Linked DNA regions of Homo sapiens: region 1 is linked to region 2. Evidence: read pairs that join two places in POLR2A ChIA-PET (ENCODE). Cell type or tissue: K562. All regions are shown on one strand. Each heading gives the region's core, and the rest is flanking DNA. Links, peaks and the distances in the headings are about the cores only. Region 1 overlaps MROH8 (maestro heat like repeat family member 8). Region 2 overlaps RBL1 (RB transcriptional corepressor like 1).

The links. ChIA-PET counts read pairs that join two places held together with the same protein. Peaks named below come from ENCODE experiments on the same cell type or tissue, not always from the same donor. Only the 100,000 strongest peaks of a DNase experiment are listed, where the experiment ranks them.
Region 1: POLR2A ChIA-PET joins it to region 2 with 5 read pairs; 7 of 35 experiments call an interaction of 5 or more read pairs at or near these places.

Annotation. Positions count from the first base shown.
Region 1 is chr20:37,152,736-37,158,116 of GRCh38, forward strand. MROH8 (maestro heat like repeat family member 8) reads right to left here. Exons shown (of 25, transcript NM_152503.8): 8 at 5,125-5,220; 9 at 2,328-2,432. Among named protein-coding and RNA genes, the nearest start is that of RPN2, 24 kb to the right of the region's middle. In K562, for the core only: no CTCF peak of the experiment used is centred there; a DNase peak (open chromatin) is centred at 2,196; H3K4me3 peaks cover 221 bases.
Region 2 is chr20:37,082,346-37,087,726 of GRCh38, forward strand. The region is part of intron 2 of RBL1 (RB transcriptional corepressor like 1); the gene reads right to left. Among named protein-coding and RNA genes, the nearest start is that of RBL1, 11 kb to the right of the region's middle. In K562, for the core only: no CTCF peak of the experiment used is centred there; no DNase peak of the experiment used is centred there.

The DNA of each region.
Region 1 (5,381 bases), core at 112-5,111, 70 kb after region 2:
TTAACCAGGCATGGTGGCACATGCCTGTAGTCCCAGCTACTCAGGAGGCTAAGGCAGGAGCATTGCTTAAGGCCAGGAGGTTGAGGCTGCAGTGAGCTGTGATTGTGCTACTGTACTCCAACTTGGGTGACAGAGCAAGACCCTGTCTCACATAAAAAAAAAAAAAAAAGACAAGCATAATCACTGGTAGAATTTACATTCTATTAGTGGGAAACAGATAACACAGCAGTAAAGAAAGAATCAAGCCAGATAACCTCTGATTCTAGACAGCCCTAGGAAGGAGAGAGTGATGAGACAGAGAGCAAGCGTAGGTCTGTCTGTGGTGAGCAGAGGCCCTTTTGAGGTCGAGACATCTGAACACAGTGCTAAAGAACCAGGAGGGGCTGGCTCTGTGCAGAGCTAGGGAAGGTCATTCCAAGCAGAGAAGGCAGCAAGTGCAAAGGCCATGAGGCAAGATGAGCCTTATGTGGGAAGAAGGAAGGTAAAGGTGGCTGCTGTGTGATAAGTCAGGGGACTTAGGTGTAGAGAGGTAGACAGACCTACATCAGACATGACCCCGTATTCTAAGATCAGTTTGGAAATCACTGGATCAAAGAAGTGACATGGGGCAAAAAAAGAAAATGAAGAAAAATAAAGAAAACACAGGGGAGAAAACAAGGAAACAAAACAAAAGCAAGAATGACATGGGTCTGAAGAGGATGACTCTGGCTATATGTAGAGAACAAATTGGAAATGGAAGCCCCCACCCCAACACACTCATGCACAAAAAAGAACTTGGAAGGTGCCAGGCGCGGTGGCTCTGCCTGTAATCCCAGAACTTTGGGAGGCCGAGGCAAGCAGATCACTTGAGGCCAAGGATTCGAGACCAGCCTGGCCAACATGGTGAAACTCCGTCTCTACTAAAACTACAAAAATTAGCCAGGCGTGGTGGCCTGCACCTGTCACTGAATGACAAACAGTTAATAAGTTTTGTTTTTTTTTTTTGAGATGGAGTCTCGCTCTGTCGCCCAGGCTGGAGTGCAGTTGCGTGATCTCGGCTCACTGAAAGCTCTGCCTCCCGGGTTCACGCCATTCTCCTACCTCAGCATCCCGAGTAGCTGGGACTACAGGCGCCCGTCACCACGCCCGGCTAATTTTTTGTATTTTTATTAGAGACGGGGATTCACCGTGTTAGCCAGGATGGTCTCCATCTCCTGACCTCGTGATCCGCCCACCTCGGCCTCCCAAAGTGCTGGGATTACAGGCGTGAGCCACCGCGCCCGGCCCTAAGTTTTATAATCATAATATTAAGAACCCCCAAACTTTATCAAGACAAAAAAGGCCACTGAAGAATTACGCTCCTAGTTTGATTACTAAATGCTTCTTCAGCATTTCCTTTTTTATTCTTTATTCTTTAGATTTCTTTGAGAATATGAAAAAAGTTAGAGACCCAGATAATATATATTTGTCAAAACTCATTGAACTGTATACTTAAATTGGATAAATTCATTGTATACAAATTATACCTCAATAAAATTGATTTAAAAAAAAACTATGGACCTTCCTCAGAAAAATCCAGAAGAGGACGGGCGTGGTGGCTCACGTCTGTAATCCCAGCACTTTGGAAAGCCAAGGAAGGAGGACCACTTGAACCTGGGAATTTGAGACCAGCCAGGGCAACATGGTGAAACCCCATCTCTACCAAAATAAATAAATAAATAAATAAAAATTAGCCAGGCGTGGTGGCGTGTGACTGTAGTCCCACCTACTTGGAAGGCTGAGGCAGGAAGATTGCCTGAGGCCAGGAGTTCAAGGCTGCAGTGAGCTATGATGGCCCCACTGCACTCCAGCCTGAGTGATGGATCAAGACCCTGCCTTGAATAATGATCATCATAATAATGAGATGCCATAGGGGAGATGATTCAGAACTGAGAAGTGAGAGAGAGAAAGAGAAATGTGAGGATCTGAAGAGGTGCCATAGTACCACTCTCTTTGAGTTGCTGGGAGATATTGAAGTTGATTTATTTAAATTTGCCTGCTGTACTCAAATATAATACTATACAGAGACTAGCCACCATGGGCCTCAGGTATTTTCAGGTTATAGTTACTATATCATTATGTTCCAGCTGTTGTGTTAAGCAATGGAGATGCAAAGATTAATCAACACAGCAACTGGCCCCAAGCTGCTCAGGAGAAGAGCAGATAAGAAGACAATGCTAAGTGCTATGATAGTACATGAGCACGAAGGGGACACAGAACCAGCCTGGGGAGTTATAAAGAGGAGGAGAAATCGGCAGTGAGGGAATGGCTTTGGATCTTTCCTCCTCTGCAACTGAAGGGCCGCTCACCTTCAAGTTGAGATGTTTGGATAGGCACTTCAGAACTTGAGCCATGCTGGCCGTGGCCCGTTCCCGCTCATGGTCTTTGACTGACTGTAACCAGGGGACCAAGTGCTGTGAGAAATAAAGGGAGGCTAAATGGTTTATCAGGAAGATTTGGGATACCATCCTTATTGTGTTTAGAAAGAAATGTGGAGTGACAAGTTCCATGTTGCTACCAGATCTCAAAATACTTTGCTAAATGCTATTATAGCTCAGGTTGGAAATAAAAGTGGTAGAATGACAAGCAAGGCACAAAGACATGGGTGGTGGGTGGTTTGGTTGTTATATAGGAGCTTAGGAGCTTCTTTTCTTTTTTTTTTTTGAGATGGAGTCTTGTTCTGTTGCCCAGGCTGGAGTGCAATGGTGTGATCTTGGCTCACTGCAACCTCTGCCTCCCAAATTCAAGTGATTCTCTTGCCTCAGCCTCTCGAGTAGCTGGGACTACAGGCACTCGCCACCACGCCCAGCTAATTCTGTATTTTTGTAGAGACGGGGTTTCACCATGTTGGCCAGGCTGATCTCGAACTCCTGACCTCAGGTGATCTGCCCGCCTTGGCCTCCCAAAGTGCTGGGATTACAGGCGTGAGCCACTGTGCCTGGCCAGAGCTTATTTTCTAGACTTACTTTCTCTTCAGCCCAATTCTTCAATTAATTATTCTGTACTTCTGAATGTTTTTAGCTCTTTCAAATCTGCTTTGGAAAGAAATAAAGTTAACAACATGCTACTAATTTTAAAGTTTAACTCTGAGGACAGCCAGGTGTGGTTGCTCATGCTTGTAATCCCAGCACTGCCGGAGGGATTATACTGACTGCTTGAGCCCAGGAGTTGGAGACCAGCCTGGGCAACATGGTGAAACCCCATCTTTACAAAAAAATACAAAAATTAGCTGGGCATGGTGGCGTGTGCCTGTAGTCCCAGCTGCTCGGGAGGCTGAGGTGGGACGACTGCTTGAGCCCGGGAGGCGGAAACTGCAGTGAGCTGAAATCGCGCCACTGTACTCCAGCCTAAGTGACAGAGCGAGATCCAGTCTCAAAAAAAAGAGAAAAAGAAAGGCTTGAATTAAGCTGCCAAGGCAGGAAAGTACAAAGTACAACTGCATAAAGAGGAGAAACCCAATCTGGCTGGTATGCTAATGTACAAATAGAAGAGGAATGAGAAGTAGTATTAAGGTCAGTTAGGATGAGAATAAATGCCCATCAGAGCATTTAAGAAAATAAGCTAGAAAATAAGCTCCTGTAGCAGCCAAACCACTCGACTGCCTAGGTTTTTGTGCCTTGCTTGTCAGTTAGGACAACAATAAATGCATCATTTGGGTGCAAACGATTAATAATAGCTTAAAGCCTTATCCCTTTCTGGGATATCTGCATCTTAAAAAAAGGATAAGAAAAATAAAAATAAAATAACAACAATAAAAAAAGGGTAGGAGAGCAAGATACCTGAATGCAGTGAATGAATTCCAATGAATCAATCTCTAGTGATGGAAGAGCATATACAGGAACAGGTGCAGGTCAGAGCAGTTCGTCATTATAACCTTTGAGTATCATCTGGTAGGAAGCTGCTTATTTACTAACTCTTTTTTTGTTTTGTTTTGTTTTTGAGAAGAAGTCTCGCTCTATCGCCTAGGCTGGAGTACAGTGGCGCAATCTTGGCTCACTGCAACCTCTGCCCCCTGGGTTCAAGCAATTCTCCTGCCTCAGCCTCCCGAGTAGCTGGGACTACAGGCATGCGCCACCATGCCTGGCTAATTTTGCATTTTTAGTAGGGACAGGTTTTCACCATGTTAGCCAGGCTGGTCTTGAACTCCTGACCTCAAATGATTGATTCGCCTGCCTTGGCCTCCCAAAATGCTGGGATTACAGGCATGAGCCACCGTGCCTGGCCTTACTAACTCTTGAGGCTGACCCTTCCCTCATCACTGAATAAAACCCTTCTATACTAGTGAGGAATAATAATTTTTTTTTTTTTTTGAAATAGAGTCTTTCTCTGTCACACAGGCTGGAGTGCAGTGGTGCGATCTCTGCTCACTGCAACCTCCTCCTCCTGGGTTCAAGTGATTCTCATGCCTCAGCTTCCTGAGTAGCTGGGATTACAGGTGTGTACCACCACACCTGGCTAATTTCTGTATTTATTTATTTATTTATTTTTTAGTAGAGTCAGGGTTGTGCCATGTTGGTGAGGCTGGTCTCGAACTCCTGGCCTCAAATAATCCACCTGCCTTGGCCTGTGCTGGGATTACAGGCGTGAAACACTGCGCCCTGCCCCCAGGAATAATTTAAGGAATAATTAAGCAACTATTTAAACAATTTATTGTGACAGGGTGCAGTAGCTCATGCCTGTAATCCCAGCACTTTGGGAGGCTGAGGTGGGAGGATAACTTGAGGCCAAGAATTCGAGGCTGCAGGGAGCTATAATGGTGCCACTTCACTCCAGCCTAGGCCACAGAGCAAGACCCTGTCTCTGAAAATAAATAAACAAATAATTTATTGAAGGCCACTTATTCAATATTCACAGTAATTATTATCTCCATGTAAATGTGAAGAAATGCAACACTGAGAGAGCAAATTCCTTGCAGAATTTCTAGCGGGAGGACGTGTAACCAATGAATGGCAGAGTCAGCATTTGAACCCAAGTCTCTGACTCAAAGTTGATAGCTGATACTCTTTACTACGTTGCCTCTTACCACTGAATACTTCCACATTTTCATCTCCCACTTTCACCAGTTAATAGGAATCATTTCCCACTCTCCCTTGATATCTTGTTTACCTTAATAATGGTGTCAAGATTTTCCAAATGTGGGTCTTTTACCACCAAACTCTGGAGCATCTCAGAGAATGCCTGAAACGTCTGCCTGTAAAGACACTGAAAAGGCACAGGATCAGCAACACTCCCTGGCCCCACGTGAAGTTCCCCTAGCATGGGACACTTTGGAGGCTCTTCATGTGACCCTAAGACTTTACTCAAAGTTGCAGTACCAGTGTAAAGGTACTAGTAGGTTGTTTGTGGCATGAGGTAAAAAGGAA
Region 2 (5,381 bases), core at 131-5,130:
TAAGAAAGTTCGGGAAATGGTGGTGGTGTTGGTTGAACAATGTGAAGGTGAAGGTATGCTGAACTTAAAAATTGTCAACTTTATGAATTTTATGTTATATATATTTTACTCCACCACCAACACCATACACATACAAACACACACACACACACACTCTCTCTCTCTCTAGAGTTTACCCTCCATATCTGTGAGTTCCACATCCATGGATTCAACCAACCACACATCAAAAATAATTGGAAAAAAAGGATGGTTGTGTCCGTATTGAACATGTACCAACTTCATTTCTTGTGATTATTCCCTAAAGTATACAGTGTAACAACTACTGACATAGTATTTACATTGTATTAGGTATAAATAATCTAGAGATGGGACCAGGTGTGGTGGCTCACCCCTGTAATCCCTGCACTTTGGGAGGCGAAGATGGGTGGATCACTTGAGCTCAGGACTTCAAGACCAGCTTGGGGAACATGGTGAAACCCCATCTCTAAAAAAAAAGAGCTACAAAAATTATCTGGGCATAGTGGCACACACCCGTAGTCCCAGCTACTTGGGAGGATGAGGTGGGAGGATTGCTTGAATCTGGGAGGCAGAGGTTGCAGTGAGCTGAGATCATGTTACTGTACTCTAGCCTGGGCAACAGAGTAAGACCCTGACTCAAATAATAATAAAAGTTAAAAAAATTATATTTAAGTTGAAATTTTGAAAACAGCCCAAATTATTATAAGTCAAAGCAAACAAAATCATTTGAAATTTTTGTTTATTTCTCTGAATGAACACATTGATGCTGGGTAACTGCTCTTTTAGCATTAAAAATTTGACACTTAAAAACGTTTTGCGGAAGGCTGGGCGCGGTGGCTCATGCCTGTAATCTTAGCACTTTGGGAGGCTGAGGCGGGTGGATCACTTGAGGCCAAGAGTTTGAGACCAGCCTGGCCAACATGGTGAAATCCTGTCTCAACTAAAAATACAAAAATTACCTGAGCGTGATGAAATGCACCTGTAGTCCCAGCTACTCAGGAGGGCGTGGTGGGAGGATCACTTGAGCCCAGAAGGCGGAGGTTGCAAGTGAGCAGAGATCGCGACAATGCACTCCAGCCTGGGTGACAAGGTGAGACCCTGTCTCAAAAAACACAAACAAAAAATAAAAAAGATAAAAACAGGCTGGGCGCGGTGGCTCACACCTGTAATCCTAGCACTTTGGGAGGCCGAGGTGGATGGATCACAAGGTTAGGAGTTCAAGATCAGCCTGGCCAAAATAGCGAAACCCCGTCTCTACTAAAAATACAAAAAAAAAAAAAAAAAAAAAAAATACAGGTGGGTGTGGTGGCATGCACCTGTAGCCCCAGCTACTGGGGAGGCTGAGGCAGGAGAATCACTTGAACCCAGGAGGAGGAGGCTGCAGTGAGCAGAGACCGTGCATTGCACTCCAGCCTGGGCAACAGAGCAAGATTCTAGCTCAAAAAAAAATAAACATTTTGGGGGAAAGGGACTTTGAGAATATCAATCTACATTTTAAAAAGACTTAGTTTTCTTTTTTTTCATAAGTTTGTAATTATTTTTAATGGATTTTTTTTTTTTTTTGAGAGTGGGTCTTGCTTTACCAGCCTGGCTGGAGTAGAGTTGCATCATCATAACTCACTGCAGCCTCCACCTCCTGGGTTCAAGTGATTCTCCCACCTCAGCCTCCCGAGTAGCTGGGATTACAGGCATGCACCACCATGCCTGGCTAATCTTTGTAGAAACAGGGTATCACCCTGTTGCCCAGGCTGGTCTTGAACTCTTGGGTTCAAGAGATCTGCCCGCCTTGGCCTCCCAAAGTGCTGGGATTACAGGTGTGTGCCACTGGGCCTGACCAAAAAAGATACATCTTTTGACCCATTTTTAGGAATCATACATATTTTTGGAATTTATCAGAAATATCATCTTTACAATGATGTTTATTTGTCCGCAACTACAAAGGACTGGATACAATCGAAATGGCCATAAGGCATGGCTAAATAGATGAAAGATCCTTATACCCTAAAATATCCTAGTATCATTAAAAAAATTAATGAGGTAGAACTACATATGCTGATATGGAAGAATTTCCAAAATATAAAGAAAAATAACTGTAGAGCAACACATATAGTATAATTTATGTTTTAAAAAGAAAAAACACCAGCCTGGGCAACATGGTGAGACCCGTCTCTACAAAAAATATAAAATTTGCCAAGCATGGTGGTGTATACCTGTGGTCCCAGCTACTCGGGAGGCTGAAGTGAGGGATCGCTTGAGCCTGTGATGTCTAGGCTGTAGTGAGCTGTGATCACACCACTACACTCCATCCTGAGTGACAGAGCAAGACTCTGTCTCAAACAAATAAAGAGAAAAGAAAATAAAAAGAAAAAATACCAAAAAACAAGTTTATATATTTGTACATAGGAAGACCTTTTTTTTTGAGACAGAGTTTTGCTCTTGTTGCCCAAGCTAGAGTGCAATAGCACAATCTCGGCTCACTGCAACCTCCACCTCCTGGGTTCAAGAAATTCTCTTGCCTTAGCCTCCCGAGTAGCTGGGATTACAGGTGTGCCCCACCATGCCCGACTAATTTTTTGTATTTTTATAGAAATGAGGTTTCACCATGTTAGCCAGGCTGATCTTGAACTCCTGACCCCAGGTGATCCGCCCGTCTAAGCCTTCCAAAGTGCTGGGGAGTCCAGGCATGAGCTACTGCGCCTGGCCAGAAGAAATTATTAATAATGGTTAATTACGGAGAGTGCCAAAAGGAGACGTTTTTCTTTTCTTTTCTTTTTTTTTTTTTTTTGAGATGGAGTTTCACTCTTGTCACCCACACTGGAATACAATGGCACGATCTCTGCTAGCTGCAACCTTCGCCTCCCTGGGTTCAAGCAATTTTCCTGCCTCAGCCTCCCCAGTAGCTAGGATTACAGGCACCCGCAACCACGCCCAGCTAATTTTTTTGTATTTTTTAGTAAAGACGGTGTTTCATCATGTTGGCCAGGCTGGTCTTGAACTCCTGACCTCAGGTGATCCACCCGCCTCAGCCTCCCAAAGTGCTGGGATTACAGGTGTGAGCCACTGTGCGTGGCCAAGGATACTGCTTTCTACTTATAAGCCTTCTGTATTATTTAAAATTTTTGAAAATACATTTGTGTGTACGTGTGTGTGCGTGGTAAAACATACATAACCTTTACCGTTGTAACCACTGTTAAGTCTATAGTTCAGTAGCATTAAGTACATTCACACTGTGCAACCATCACCACTGTCCATCTCCAGAGTTTGTTTCATTATTTGAAATTTGATTTTTTTTTTTTTTTTTTTTTTTTGAGACGGAGTCTCACTGTGTCACCTAGGCTGGAGTGCAATGGCGCAATCTCGGCTCGCTATAAGCGCCGCCTCCTGGGTTCACGCCATACTCCCACCTCAGCCTCTCGAGTAGCTGGGACTACAGGCGCCCACCTGGCTAATTTTGTTTTTGTATTTTTAGTAGAGATGAGGTTTCACTGTGTTAGCCAGGATGGTCTCGATCTCCTGACCTTGTGATCCACCCGGCTTGGTCTCCCAAAGTGCTGGGACTACAGGCGTGAGCCACCGCGCCCAGCCTTGTTTTTTTAATTTGAAATGGAGTCTTGCTCTGTCGCCCAGGCTGGAGTGCAGTGGCGCTATCTCAGCTCACTGCAACCTCCACCTCCAAGGTTCAAGTGATTCTCCTGCCATGTACTGCTCTACATTTGTTTTGTTATAATTCTTTTTTGTTTAGTTCCCCCAGAATCTGTCATTACAAAGATTTTTGAAATTATATGAACAATGACAAACATTGACAGAAAAAGATCAGATTGTTTTATACTAACAATGATAATGTCTTGCTCAATTAAAAAATTAACCCCATTGATCTTCATTTAATTTTTATCATCTTATTTTATTTTTAGAACCAAAGTTGTTTAAAAACATTTTTTTTAGGCTGGACACGGTGGCTTACGTCTATAGTCCCAGCACTTAGGGAGGCCGAGGCGGGTGGATCACCTGAGGTCAGGAGTTTGAAACCATCCTGGCCAACATGGTGAAACCCTCTCCCTATTAAAAATATAAAAAATTAGCCAGGCGTGGTGGCGGGCGCCTGTAATCCCAGCTACTGGGGAGGCTGAGATCAGGCCATTGCACTCCAGCCGGGGCAACAAGAGCAAAACTCCGTCTCAAAAAATAAAAATAAAAAAAAATTTAAATTTAGCATCAACTAAAACCTATTTGCCATTTCTGAATAGGGCTTTAAACTTTGCTCCTCTTCTATTCTGGAAACACAGGAATAGCAAATAGACAATGACCACAAATAGTTTTGTCCCAGAAACAAAGAATATTAGCATGAATCCAAACTGGATAGCTAAATTTGTTTTGTTTCCTATCCAGCCAAATAATTCTATATGCTTGATACTAGAGTAAGTAAAAGATGTATCTGAGACCCATAGAGTAGCTGCAAGGTGAAAAAAATTAATATACAGTAGAGAAATAGGACAACATCTTGACCAGATGACAAAAATTAACATCACCAATGAGATGCAGATGGATAACACATGCCATCATCAGATGTGATATCCTCAGGAGACAAAATCACTTATACAGTTTTCCATCAGGGAATGACTAACCTGCATCTAATCAAAAGTTAATAGGAGACAAATCCAAAATTGGGAACCATCTATTAAAAGAGGGGATGAGGGTGGGCACAGTGGCTCACGCCTGTAATCCCAGCACTTTGGGAGGCTGAGGCAGGCGGATCACAAGGTCAGGAGTTTGAGACCAGCCTGGCTAATATGGTGAATCCACATCTCTACGAAAAATACAAAAATTAGCTGGGCGTGGTGGCACATGCCTGTAGTCCCAGCTACTCAGGAGGCTGAGGCAGGAGAATCGCTTGAACCCGGGAGGCGGAGGTTGCAACGAGTCCAGATTGCACCACTGCACTCCACCTGGGCAACAGAGTGAGACTCTGTCCCAAAAAAAAAAAAGGCTGAGGCAAGAGGACCACTTAAGGTCAGGACTTTGAGACAAGCTTGAGCAACATAGTAAGACCCTGTCTCTATAAAAAGATTTAAAAATATCAGTCAGGCATGGTGGCACATGATTGTAGTCTCAGCTACTTGGGAGGCTGAAGCAGGAGGATCATTTGAGCTGAGGAGTTTGAGGCTGCAGTGAGCTAAAAAGGTGCCACTGCACTCGAGGCCTGGGCAATACAGCAAGACTCGGCCTCTAAAAAAATTTTTTTTAATTAAAGAAAGGGACAAAGTGATTGTGGATTATATTCTTCAAAAATGGTAATGTCATAAAAGAAAAAGAAAGGCTGTGGAAATGTTCCTAATTACAGAAGAATAAATAGACATGATAAGCAA